2 separate regions of the Homo sapiens genome follow, and region 2 is linked to region 1. The links are chromatin contacts, found by Hi-C or POLR2A ChIA-PET in ENCODE. All regions are on one chromosome and are shown on one strand. Each heading gives the region's core, a stretch centred on a gene start or an enhancer-like site at or near the end of the contact. The rest is flanking DNA. Distances are from core to core; before and after follow the strand shown. Region 1 holds the start of LRRC9 (leucine rich repeat containing 9). Region 2 holds the start of DHRS7 (dehydrogenase/reductase 7).

Region 1 (6,933 bases), core at 2,413-4,912:
AAACACCCTGAAGATCACTTTCTAGAGCCATCTAGAGGTAATCAGTCCTGTGGCATTCTGCTTCCATTTATTCCCTCCATTTAGCTCTACCCTTCACCTCCAGCAACAGAGACAGGGACCTAGAGTACACAATGGAAAATGTGCTATATTCCTACTGGCACCCCAGCTAGCTCTCATAGCTGACAATAGGAATCTATGAACTAGATGAACATATAAAAATGTGGATAGATCTTAAAATAGCATGGAATAAAAAAGGATCAGAATAAAATTTATAGCGTGATACCACTTATGAAAATTAAAAATAGACACACAAATAACACTGCCTGTTTTTCAAAGATAAATACATAACTAAAAGTGTATAAGAAACATTAAATATGGTTGGGATAAGGGTGGGGGCTGGATAAAAAAAACTGGAGAAAAAATAAGAGAAGGCTTTTGTATAGACCAATGATGATGATGTGCTTCAACCTGAGAAATATAATCAACGTTATAAGCCTAAGGTCTAAAGGACAGAAAATAAAAGAGGAAGAGAGGAAAGACTTCTCCGACACAAAGAACTGGTGAGCTCTCCAAGGAATTAAGACTACTACCCCCACTTAAATTCACTATCCTCAATTTGTTGCCTTAGAGCTAAGTACAAATATATCTGAAACAGAGGCAATGTCTTCTTAAAATTCCATTCTGGCTGCCTTTTAAGAAAAGCTTATCCATTAATTATATATCAACAAATCATGAACAAAGGCTATTTAGCATTTTTAGGTAGACCCATTAGAAATAGCGTTCTGTTGGTCTAATTAAAACTTTACTTCAGAATAATCCCTAACTTTTAAATGGATCTTAATACACATGTGTTGCTAGGCATCAATAACAAGAGGGCCTCTGTTGATGACTTTATAAGCACCACATAATTATATCTTCCAGTGACAAAGTAAACCCTAAGTAGTGATGCATTTGTGATTTTTATGATATATCAAATTTAAATGTGAAACAGTAAATTTTTACAGATAAAATCATTAGCTGGAAAGGACTCATTTACATAAGGATCAAATGTCTACACAAATATAAAAATCGAATTAGCATTTAAAACCTCCAGACTTGGTTCTCTGGAAGTAAAGGCACTATTAAAAGGGAGAATTGAAATTAGATGTCTCCACAGTTCTCTACCAATAAGGATAGGGCTGCTTTGAAAAATAAATTTAACAATCTATTTAAAAGGTTCTAATTAACAAATAACTATGTAATTCAAGATTTTCTTATTTGGGTCTGCAAAGTCACCTCTATTTTGTTAAAATAAGTGATTCTTTAATTCAGGATATGATATAGCAAATTTGCTATAATTAGTGGTAATATCTCTTTCCAGTTGTTTTCAGATTCAAGATGCCTTTACCCATAAATAAATAGATTTAAATTAATATGGCTTGGCCTTTGTCTAGTATGATCAGAGGTGAATAAAGTGAAGTCTTATTTCAATTAGATGATTACTTAATTTGCTTGACTCTTCAGTAGTTTCAATTTCCAGCGTTTTTTGTTCAGACATAAAACCTTATAATAAAGCTACTTTAAAGTGAGAAAAGGAGATTAACAAAAATGATCACTCTTTTTGCATTGCTTCTATGGCTTTTAACTGTAAGCATCTTTTGCTTCAAACAACATTTCGAATATGTGAACAGAAGGTGATTCTCTTAAGACTTACCCTGTGGACAAAGGCTTTATTTTGGCAAGTCACCAATAGTTCTTAAGTCTACAGCTATGCAAGAACTCAGACTCAGTTGCTGACTGGCCAGATCCTTGAGCTTTACCTAGAATAATAACAATCTTAAAATTATTTGTTTATATCATGTAAAGAAAACTGTTAGCTCTCTCCTAGTCTTTCACTGGTCAGGAAAATCCCAATAGATTCCTAAAAATATACTTTGATAATGTTTATACTTTCATCCCAGAGCTGGACCCCTCAAATTAAGAAACTTAGTGTAGATAATTCGCTGAACTGGTTTCTGTTCAAATTTCTATGTCTAGAAGTGTAGAAATCTCAACTATTATGTTCTAATTCATCTTTATACTCTATGAAGAAAACTTCCCCAAAGACAGGTCACCTTGTTCAACTACATTTCAGAGAAGATAATAGTAAAAGTAAAAACTATGAATCTGACTTTTCTGGCATTAGTTTGAAACCCCTAAGCCACAAATAACTTTAATTAGCTTATTTCGAATTATCTATTAATGACAGATAGAAACAATTTTCTGTGAAATAAGAATGTAGAGGGAAAACCAGTTAATTTTTGTTTATGTATCTTTACAAACGGTCTATATTACAGATAAAGTTAATTGAATAAAGGCAAATATGCTGAAATTGTTGACAATTGTTAAATGAGAATATTCCTAAAATCTGAACTTTTTCTTGGGAAAGCAGTTCAAAACTATAGTCTATTTAATGAGGTGGCCATCTGGTGACAGAAAGAAGCACTACAGACAATATTTTGCATTAACATCACAACTATTCTACACAAACCGACTGAACCACATAAAAGAGAGCACAGTCCAAAAGAAACATAATTCAAGTCATACATGCAATTTAAAATTTATCTAACAGCCGCATTTTCAAAATAGAAACAATAATTTTAACAATATTTTTTATTTAACCCAATGTATCAAAAATATTATTTCAACATTTAATCAATATGAAGATTAATAACGAAAGAGTTTATTTTTTTCATACTAAGCCTTCAAAATACAATGCGTACCTTACAGCACATGTCAATTTGGACAAGCCACATTTCAAGCGATCATGGGCCCTGCGAGTCTGTGGGTAGCGGCTCACCCTGCTGGACTGCGCAGATCCAGAGAACGACACGAGACCTGCGGTTGCTTTGGTTTGCCTTTTACTAAGTTCATTTCTCAGCCTCTCTGCCCACTCTGAAAAGTCTCCCCTTTCCCCCCTTTTAATTCTACTCTATTTTGTAAATTACTGTTGTCTCCTGAAAATTTTGGAATGCTTAAAAGGCACTCAAAAGCCTGTCCGAGATCGACTAGAAGACCCTCGGAAGGTCCCTCTCTTCTCTGGACCTCACTGGGCGTTCGTTTGCCCGCGCCGTCCTTCCATTCGGCTTGCCGGGCGCGCAGCGGCTTGCGGCTGTGGTCAGCCACCTTCCCGGGAGGCGGTGGTCGCTGGCCGCGGGAAGGATGCCGCGCTGGGGGTCGGGGTTCGTCCCGGCTGTCACGCCACCTTGTGACATCACAGGGCCATGCCCTCGGGGCTCAAGGCCAGAGAGGCTCCGCGCTTCCAGGACCCGAGAGCTAAAGATAATGAATGGGAGAGAGCGAGACTGGAGGAGGTAACGAATAAGTCCCCACCACCTTGCCCATAACGCGTTGCTTTCAGTCACGTTCCGCGAACTGGCGAAGGTAAGTGAAAAGATAAGCGCAGGTACAGAAAAACCTGCCAGCGAGAAGCTCCCGCCGTTTCCCAGGAGCCCCAGGTGGGGTCTTCCGGTTGGACCCCTGCTTCCGCTGATTGGTTGGAGGTCGCCACCACGTGATGCAAACCCGGGTCGGCCTCCGCTTCCCCCCCACCCTTTTATCCCCCTCCCCGCCCCTTTTCTCCTCCTCCCCACCCGGAGGTCGCCGGAGGCGGAGATCAGGTTACCTAGGCAACCGCCACAGGCAGTCTGTACACACCAGGCCTGGGGCGGGAGAGGGTTTCCTACCTTCTGCTGCAAGACAGGGATTGGGAAATCGGAGTGGACTCGGACTTGAATCGGATTGCCCCGGAATCCACCCTCTCTCTGTGATAAGGTCAGAATCCGTCACCTGGTGGCCTTCGGGCGTACATCACCGGGAGTCTTTGATCCCCTCTTTTTCCTTCCAAGCCATACCAAGGGGAAGACGCCAGTGAAGCAAAGTTGAGGTCAAGGGAACTCCGTAATGGTGCAATGGTGATGATAATGATGAAAGACAGTGAGGTGGCTTTACTGAGGCAGTCAGGGTACCAGAACAAAGTTCAAGAGAAGGAAAGGGAGGGTGGCCTACAGCCAACTATGCAGATTTTACTGCACCAATTAAGATTCTGGGCTGGAAAAACCAAGTGCTCCCTAACCAAACCTGACACTGCTCATCTAGAGAGTGTAGGGGGTTTATTTGGACCATCAGTGGTAACTGATGGATTCTGATCCTTTTATACCCAAAGGAGGAAATAATTTGACCCATACAGGACTTCTACTGGGCAGAGAAAAAAAAAGTTTTCTCAGAATGACATCCTAACCAACTCTCACGGCAGACAGAAACCATGGTCCTTTTTACTCTATCATTATACTCTGGTCATGGAGAACGATTATGTCTTTAAATTATACCATATGCCTGTGGCATGACAATTAACCCATTAAACAATTTTTTTAACAACTAGCATGTGCCAGACAGTGAACCTGTGATAGGTTCACAGTTTCTGCCTTCAATGAACATGTAACCTAGTAGGGAAGAAAGGCCCGTAAACATTGTTTTACAGTGTGACAAGTGCTATACAAAGAGTATGTGCAAGCCCTAACCAGAATCACAAGAAAGAGAATGCTTATAATACTACCAGAGAGAATGAAAGTCTTCAAAGAGAAGATCTTTGATTTAAATCTTTAGGGAAGTATGGAGTATGCCATACAGCCAAGGGAAAAGGACATTTTAGGGAGAGGAAACAGCCCATGCCAAAGTACAGAAACATCCATTCAGTTCCAGAGAACTATAGTTGTGGCCTGAACCTAGGGTCCTCTGTGGAGGTTGTGGCTGATGAGCATGTGAGGTAGGCAGGAGTCAGAGCATGGAAACCATTAATACCTTCCAAAGGGGTAAAGCATGAGCAGATTTACCTTTCAGGAGGCTGTCACAGTAGTGTAGAGGATGAACTTGAGGGAAGACAGACTACAGGGAGGACATCAAGTTAAGGGGAGGTGATGAGGGCCTGAACCAAGGCAGAGGCAATTGGAATGAGGAGGAGGAAAAAAAATGTGGTAAGACCTTTAAGAGGTATATGCAGAAGGATTTAATGAGTGAATGAAAATAGGGGGATAGAGTCAAAGATTGGTTGAGGATAATAGCTCAACCAATAGAAGAATGGTGGTGTTACTTTTCAAGAGAAGGCATACATTAGGAGAAGGAGGCTGGTTGGAAAATATAATGAGTTCAATTTTGAACACACTGAATTTGAGATGCCTGTGGCACATTCAGATGGAGCTTTTTCATGTGGGCAGTTGGATTTTTTTTTTTTTTTTTTTTTGCACAGAAAAGAAGATAAGGATTTTTCACCATGAAGAAAACAATTGGTTTGAAAAGCACAAAGTAGGCCAGGCACGGTGGCTCATGCCTGTAATCCCAGCACTTTGGGAAGCCGAGGCGGGTGGATCACAAGGTCAGGAGTTCGAGATTAGCCTGGCCAATATGGTGAAACCCTGTCTCTACTAAAAATACAAAAATTAGCCGGGTGTGATGGCACGCGCCTGTAGTGCCAGCTACTTGGGAGGCTGAGGCAGAAGAATTACTTGAACCTGGGAGGCAGAGGTTGGAGTGAGCCCAGATTGTGCCACTGCAGTCAAGCCTGGGCAGCAAAGTGAGATTCTGTCTCAAAAAAAAAATAAATAAATAAATAAGAAAGAAAAAAGAAAAGAAGAAAAGCACAAAGTAAGTTTGAAATAACAAGTAGAGAGAAGCCAAGGAGAAAAGTTGAACCAAAGAAGAAAACGTGAAGAAGAGAGTCGTCAGCATTGTCAAATGCCATGTCAAGGTCAAGTTGAGAATCAAAACATGTCCGCTGTCTTTGGCCATTAGAAGGTTATTTTTGACCTTGTAGTGGCTTGAGGTGTTCTCAGTCCAGATGGCAGTGAATCCAGGACTGAAAGCAGGTAGTGATGTGTTGCTAATGATTATCTAAAAGGTGTACCATAAAGGTATCTAAAAACAGCTATTCATAGAAGAATATAGGAGAGACTTTTTAAGATAGGAAAGACTTAATATTTATATACAGAAATAAAGGAGACCGTTGACAAGGAAATTTGGCAATAAATGAAAGAGGAAAATTTGACAGCAGTATTCTGAAAGAGACAGATAAGGATAGGATCAATACATAGGAAAAGGGATTTGTTTTGGACAAAAGGAAGAACACCTACTAAGACAGGAGTCAGAAGGGAAAGAAAAATACGTCTTTGAGAGGAGGGAAATAAGAAACATACATTTGATGGCACCACTGTTCTCTGTGAAAATGGGGTCAAGATCATCTACTGAGAGAGAGACCTTGAAAAGAGTGGTGAAAGTTTAGAATAGTAATGTCATGAATCTCGAGTCTCTAGTCCCACTCTCCTAGGAGAGGAAATTGAGGAAAATATAAAACATTTGTTGCTGAAGATCTAACTGAAGTTAGAGGCAATGCATTTGTAGTGACTTCAGCTCCATGCTGGTTAGGTGAAATTTTCCAGTAGCAATCCAAAGTGGAAAGATTAATCCTATGCAGTTTGAGGTGTAAAAGCTATAGAAGTTCCTGGTGGCTTCTGGTTTTGTGGGGGAACTAGAGATGACCTTTAGCCTCTTAAATGGGCCAGCCCTGAAAGAGCTTCGAAGAGCAGGAGAGTAGTTACAAGCTGGCCAACAGGACATTCACCTCTTGATGAATTCAGTAACTTCATCTGGAACCCTTGAGTCCATTTGTGACTGGAGAAAACATACAAGACTTGTAAGTACCAGGAAGGCCTAGCATCCTTGTGATTCAGAAATAGTTATACAACTTATAGAATTTGGGGTTTTTAAATTAAATTGTATTTTTCTAATTAGCTGTTGAATTAGAATAAGATTTTCTGCTAAATAAGTGCATTGATGAAGAGAAAATAAGTTGAAGTGAGAGGTAAGATTTGTATCCCAAATAGGCATATTTTTCTTCCAAGGAAAAGTAGTCTCAAGTAAATG
Region 2 (6,552 bases), core at 3,164-5,663, 250 kb after region 1:
AAAATTCCTTAAGAATGTATTAGTATCAGAACTGTGAAAAATGGGAGTTTCAGATGTACACTTATTGATAATCTTGCTCAGTTTTATCCTGCTTGTTCTCCCAGAATTTTTTGTAAACTCAACTCCTCTGTTTACAGAGTTTTAGTCACTTTTAACAATTTTTTAAAATTCAGTTTGTAGACTCCATTTGTTAAGGGAATCAATATCAGAAGTAATACTAAAATGTTATAATAGGAAAAGGGATCCACTAATATAGCTTATGGTTATTAGAGCTGGGCTACCTTTAATCATGGAATAATCTTATGTATAGGTGTAAGAATGACTCACTATATGAATACATACTAATCATATTACAAACATTTTGCATCCCTTTTGTGACCTAGACAGACATTTAAATTGTGTTGCAATTCTGCTTTCTTGTTTTACAAAAAGCTGTTTCAGGAAGAAAAGAAAAGAAATGAAACCTGTCTTCTAAATGACAATCCCTCACAGCTGTTAGGGAAGACAGCCATTATGTCTTCCCTAAGTCCTTTCATCTCTTACCTTCTCTAAGGCTAAATAAACCTATCCAATTTCTGCCACCTTCCCTCACATGACATGGTATCAGGTTTCCTCACTCTTCTGCTCACACCCACCTGCACCAATTCTAGTTGGTTAATGTTCCTCTTTATTAAAGGGAGCTGGCTAGGGCAGGACACAGGATTCGGTAGGGTCTGGACAGTGCAGAGCAGGATGAGATGTCAAAAATCACTTCCCTTGTCCCCCAGAAGGTAGGGTCTATGAGGGCCTGGACTGTGGCTGATTCAGTCACTGCAGTGTCCCCAGTGCCCCAGCACAGAGGCCGGCACATACAAGCAGCTAGTCAGGAGACATCTGTTGTTTGCAGTTGTTGCTTCAGACACTGAGGTCTACAAATGCAACCCAAGGTTGCCTGATCTTTTCTGGCAGCCACTTCACAGTTGACTCCTATTGAGGTTACTGTTAACAAAAACCTGAGTTTTGCTCACATGTGCTGCTGTTGAAATTTTTCCTCCTCTAGACTTGTGCCATGGATTTTTCTGGACCATTTTAATGTCTAAAATTAGTCACCCTTAAATTTCACCATATGTGGCTGGGCTTGGCAGTTCACATCTGTTATCCTAGCACTTTGAGAGGCCAAGGTGGAAGGATCACTTGAGGCCAGGAGTTCAAGACCAGCCTGGAACATAGTGAGAGCCTGTTTCTACAAAAAGTTTAAAAATATCCAGGTGTGGTGGTTTGCACCTGTAGTCCTAGCTACTGGGGAGGCTGAGGTGGGAGGATTGCCTGAGCCCAGGAGTTCGAGGCTGCAGTGAGCTATGATCATGCCACTGCACTCCAGGCTGGGTGACAAAGCAAGACCTTGTCTCTCTATTAAAAAAAAAAAAAAATCACCATGTGAGATATATGCTTGGAAATGCACAGAATTTCTCTAGACGGATACAGAGGAGGCAGGAAATGGTGGCTGCCTCGAGAGAAGCACACTAGGTAGCTAGGGCACAAGGGTCAGAGAAAGCTCTTTACTTTTTACTATATATCTTTTTGTATTTTTACTTTTGTATTATGTGAGTGTGCTATTTTTTTAAGTGACAAAAAATAATAAACCTACAGAGAAGTCAAGAAGGATTTTTTTTTCTTTTTTCATCTTGATAGAGTCTGCCCATCTCTCCAGTCTGAGCTGTTTTGGGAATCTGAGTCTATTTCAATTTTCCTTTAATCTTTTCTTCTTTCTCACTCCCTACCTCCACCAGGAGTCTTTTTAGACTTTTTTTTCCCCTAAAACTCTCCTGTGAAATGTTAATTCCACAGATATACTGTATATCATTTATGTACTGTACATATATCTGTGCTTTATACATAAAAGGAGTTCTATAAAGTTTACTCCTGCCAGGCGCAGTGGCTAATGCCTGTAATCCCAACACTTTGGGAGGCAGAGCGGGGTGGATCACCTGAGGTCAGGGGTTTGAGACTAGCCTGGCCAACATGGCGAAACCCCAGGTCTACTAAAAATACAAAACTTACCCATGCGTGGTGGCACGCACCTGTAATCCCAGCTACTAGGGAGGCTGAAGCAGGAGAATCACTTGAACCCAGGAGATAGAGGTTGCAGTGAGCCAAGATCATACCACTGCACTCCAGCCTGGCCAACAGAGCGAGACTCTGTCTCAAAAAAAAAAAGAAAAAGAAAAAAAGCTTACTCCTTAGTTAATAAGCATATGACTAAATAAGCATATGACTAAATTTTAAAATTAAGTTAAATGTTAAATTAAAATTTAAAAGTTATTAACTTCTAACTTTATAACTGTATTTGCTGAAAAACATTTTTATGGTTTTTGAGACAGTGTCTCACTATGCTGCCCAGGCTGGTCTTGAACTCCTGGGCTCAAATGACCCTCCTACCTTAGCCTCCAGAGTAGTTGGGATTGCAGGTACATGCCACCACGCCAGATTTTTGCTGAATAACTTTTATGTAACTTACTTAGATAAATAGCAATTTATCAAACTACATGTGCAAATTTGCAAATTATATAACTACATAATGATAACAATGTAATTAAATTTAAAATCCTTCAAACTGTTCTTTTCCGACAAAACACAACTGAAAATATTAAATGAATTTCTTAAAATTTTCAATGATCTTAACTTTTAACTTTTCCTTAATATGAGAAAATAACTTTTAACTTAGTAGCTTAGAGATATTCATTCAGATGTTGTCAATAATTTTGCTTTTTAGCACTTGACATAATTTGATGGGTTGAATATTTTTTGTAGGATTAAATAATAAAATATAATCTATTTTCGTTTAATTCTCCAAGTCCAAGTGAACACAAAAGCACTAAAGATCAAACACAAACAACGTCTGCAAGGCAGCCAATGGCAGCCAATAGGCACACATATTCCCCCGCTGAGGTGGAACAATCGATCAAGAGAAAGCCCTTGGTTAATGAAGTTGTGCAGTATTTGGGATTCCTGCTTTAAAAGGAGAAAGCCCAATCACTTGCCATAGTTTTGTAGCACTGCTGTGGCGTCCATGTTGTGTATTTTTCGTGAACTCAATGTCAGTGCTGCACATGCTATACCCAAGAAAACCCAACCAGAAAAATGAAATACTAAGGAATAATATTTTCTCGGGTGGGGTTAAGCTTTGGAGGGGCACAAACCACTGTATTACCAGATTTTTTTTTTTTTTTTTTTTTGTCCACAGGAACCAATTCTCACCTTGGGATCAATATCACCCCCCTCAACGCCCAACCCATAACGCCCCCCCCAAACATAGTCTATCTTTCGAGCTACTATCTCTTCCAAGCAAACTTTGTAACATGCTTTGAGTATTTTTATACCAGAAACTTGGTCCAGGGAAACCCCATTTCCCCAAGTCCTTAAGGATCCAAAGCCTAGCTTTCGGTAGGTCATTTAATTTCTCTGAACATCAGTTTCCCTATCTGGAAAATAAGATTAATAATGCCTACCTTGTAAGAGTTGTTGTAAAAGTTAAATGTTATGTGTGTAAAGCGCTGAGCCAACATACAGCAAATGTACACGATGTCAAATATTAAGCAAGACACAGATAAAGTGAGATAGGCAGTATGCCAATAATGATCTCGCTCCAGCAAACTGCCATTTTTAGTTCTTTCTAGTGTTTGACTAGAATGAGTAAGTAGGTGAAGGACTTCGGATTATCTCAGATTTTATTTCAAAACTGCAGGAGTGGGAAGTGGAGGACAGACTACTTCAGGTAGTAGAACGACCGGGCTTCCGGTACTTACAAAGGAGTTTCCCTTACAAACGCAGGGGGACGCTCACTGTTTCTCAAAGTATCGTCCTCTGAGACAACACCAGAATCCCTTGAGTCCTGCGTAAGATGTCAGAGTCCTCAGGAGCACCGCCGACTCCAGTGCTCTCTTAACAGTTTGGCACTCCCTGGAGAGGTTTCCTAGCCTGAATGGCAAGTCCATGCCATCTTCCGACCAGTACAGAAGACAAAGGGGCTTTTTAGCCCTCGCCTCTTCCTCCCCAACCCGCAGCCCCTGCGTAAGGGGCAGCCGGGCCTTCGGGAAGCTCCACGCAACCCACAAAGGACCCGGGATCACTGCAGAACCCCCGGAGACCCGGACACGCCTCGGCAGCTCCGAGCCCGGCCTCCCACTCGGGAGAGGCTTTGGCCGGTCCTCACCTGGGCGTCGTCCCTGCCACTCGGCCCATAGTAGCGTCAGGTCGCCGTCAGCCCTCAGGAAGCGCAGCAGCTGCACCAAGAGCAGGAGCAGCGCGCACAGCACCAGCAGCCACAGCAGCAGCTCCCAGTTCATTGCGGCCGCGCACGCCCAGCTCGGGGGGAAGAAGACGGCCCGCACCAGAGTCGCGTCGCTGCCCTGCGGGATCGCAGCGCCACCCCTTCGGCCAGCCCAGAGCCGCACTGCCCCGGCTCCGCCCAGGGAGCAGGCCGGGAGGAGGAGCGGCTCGGGCGCGCCGGGCTCAGCACTCGCGGCCCCACTCGCGGTCCTTGGGCGGCCCGCGCCCTCATGCGGCACACCCGGCGGGGCCGGCAGATTGCTTGAATTCAAGTGTCCGAGACCAGCCTGGGCAACATGAGGAAACCCTGTGTCTACCAAAAATAAATAAATAAAATTCCAGTATTTTTAAAGAAGCTGATTCAAACATAAGCTACATATTATACTACGTTATTTCCTCTCTGTACAGGGACACTATCAACGGCCAGGAGACAGATAGAATCATTCTTGCTTGGCCCCTCTTCTCCATTCCTATTCAGAAAGAACATCCCCTTTTCAAGCTTCAGTATCTTTTCATGAGGTCGAGAAAGTGCTGAAGAAAGACTGTGGCTATCACTCAAGACCCCACAAGCCAAGGCAATGGTCCCTCCATGGGGACAAGGTCCTTTTACAATTAGAGAAAAAAAGACTGAAGCCATGTGCTGTGTTGGCACCTTACAACCTGATTCTGACCACACACAAATTTACTCTGGTGTCTGTTTGGCAACCAAAGCCTAGGTTGGTACCAAATCCTCCCCTTACCCAAGCCATTATTCACATCCTAATGTAAACAGCAAATAAAAACAGAGAATGTAATGAAAACACCAAGGTCTTGCCTACTCTAATACACAAAAGAGTAAAATACTGTTTTTGATTAATTTCCGTTTGAAATGACCTTCAAAACATTTAATTGCTTCCCACTAAATACCTACATGTATTTGAGGCATCAATAGTAGCATCTTTCTTGTTTTCAAGCATTTGAAAGCAAGAGGGTTTTCCATTCACAAGCCTCAGAGGGACCCAGTTAGAGTGCATAGAAACTAGGCCATGTATGAGAACGACCTGTGGCCAAATGGAGAAAGTTCTGGGCGTTGATGCAGTAGAACTTTCATCCTCTTCATTTCCTAGAGTACTTTGTGTGCTCTGATGTCAAAGGCTCTTCCTTGGCTGAAACTAAATATGACTTTAAAACAGTCATGGAAATAAAAGAAGCAGTGACTTCCCTCCCCAGTGTTGTTTTCTTTTTCTAGTCTTGCCTGCCAAACTTTTGTTTTTCTTTAAATGTTTTGAAGAATGTTACTTGCAGTAATCAAATTTCCTTAAATAGCTCTTCCTTCTCTTTTTAAATCCTATTATAAACCCCCTACCTGCCTCCCCACCCTCATCCTTCTCTAAAAAGCTTTTTGGGGTTATCTGGACTCAGAGTCATCTTTCCCTAATCTCACCTCTTTTCACAATTACTTCTGAACTATATCTGAAATTGTTTTTTAATTATTTTCAGGGTTAATATAGTATTGTTCCAATGGAACTTTAGAATCCTTGAAATAAAGTAGCAAATCTGATGCTTCTTTTGAAGAGTCTGGAATACATAGCTTAGTGTTGACATGAGAAGCAATAAGCCCACGTTGATTGAATTCTCCTTTCCTTGAAATTTAAACCTCCTTGATAGAGAGTAGAAGGATAGTTACCAGAGGCTGAGAAGAGTAGTGGGAGGGTTGGGGGGGACGTGGAGATGGTTAACGGATACAAAAAATAGAAAGAATGAATAAGACCTAGTATTTGATAGTGCAATGGGGTGCCTATAGTCAATAATAATTTAGTTGTATGTTTTAAAACAACCAGAAGAGTATAATTGGATTGTTTGTAACATAAAGGATAAATGCTTGAGGGGGTGGATACCCCATTTACCATGATGTGATTATTACACATTGTATGCCTGTATCAAAGTATCTCATGTACTCCATAAATATATACACCTACTGTGTACCCACAAAAATTAAAAATTAAAATTCAATTTTTTAAAACCTCCTTGAAGTTCGGAAGTTAATGTTAAAATGAGAGTTGCTAGCATTTAATAAATCAATCTTCTCTAAGTATTATTAAAATGCTTTGAATAAAGTCCGAAAGTCTTTTCTATAACTGGTAACCTTCATTTTTAATTCCAGATGTAATAGAATGGTACCCTGCCTTCCCTCCTTTTAGTAATGGTCACTTTTGATGGTCTGGGGTCAGGCCCATTCATGGCAGCTAAGGCCCATTCATGGCA

The links. A loop is a pair of places that touch in the nucleus more often than their neighbours do. ChIA-PET counts read pairs that join two places held with the same protein, here RNA polymerase II (POLR2A). Pooled maps may share reads with other maps.
Region 2: a loop to region 1 is called in a pooled map, with 4 times the contacts of the local background. The contact joins the promoter of DHRS7 here to the promoter of LRRC9 in region 1. A Hi-C loop is called at or near these places in 6 of 50 pooled maps. POLR2A ChIA-PET finds 5 or more read pairs at or near these places in 5 of 52 experiments (H1, WTC11 and activated T-cell).

Annotation. Positions count from the first base shown.
Region 1 is chr14:59,916,482-59,923,414 of GRCh38, forward strand. LRRC9 (leucine rich repeat containing 9) reads left to right here and starts at 3,663. Exons shown (of 33, transcript NM_001395648.1): 1 at 3,663-3,792. RefSeq lists an enhancer at 2,823-4,022.
Region 2 is chr14:60,160,985-60,167,536 of GRCh38, forward strand. It overlaps DHRS7 (dehydrogenase/reductase 7), which reads right to left and starts at 4,414. Exons shown (of 7, transcript NM_016029.4): 1 at 4,193-4,414. The coding sequence starts at 4,325. It also overlaps the pseudogene SCOCP1. RefSeq lists enhancers at 3,878-3,937, 4,128-4,177 and a silencer at 4,378-4,647.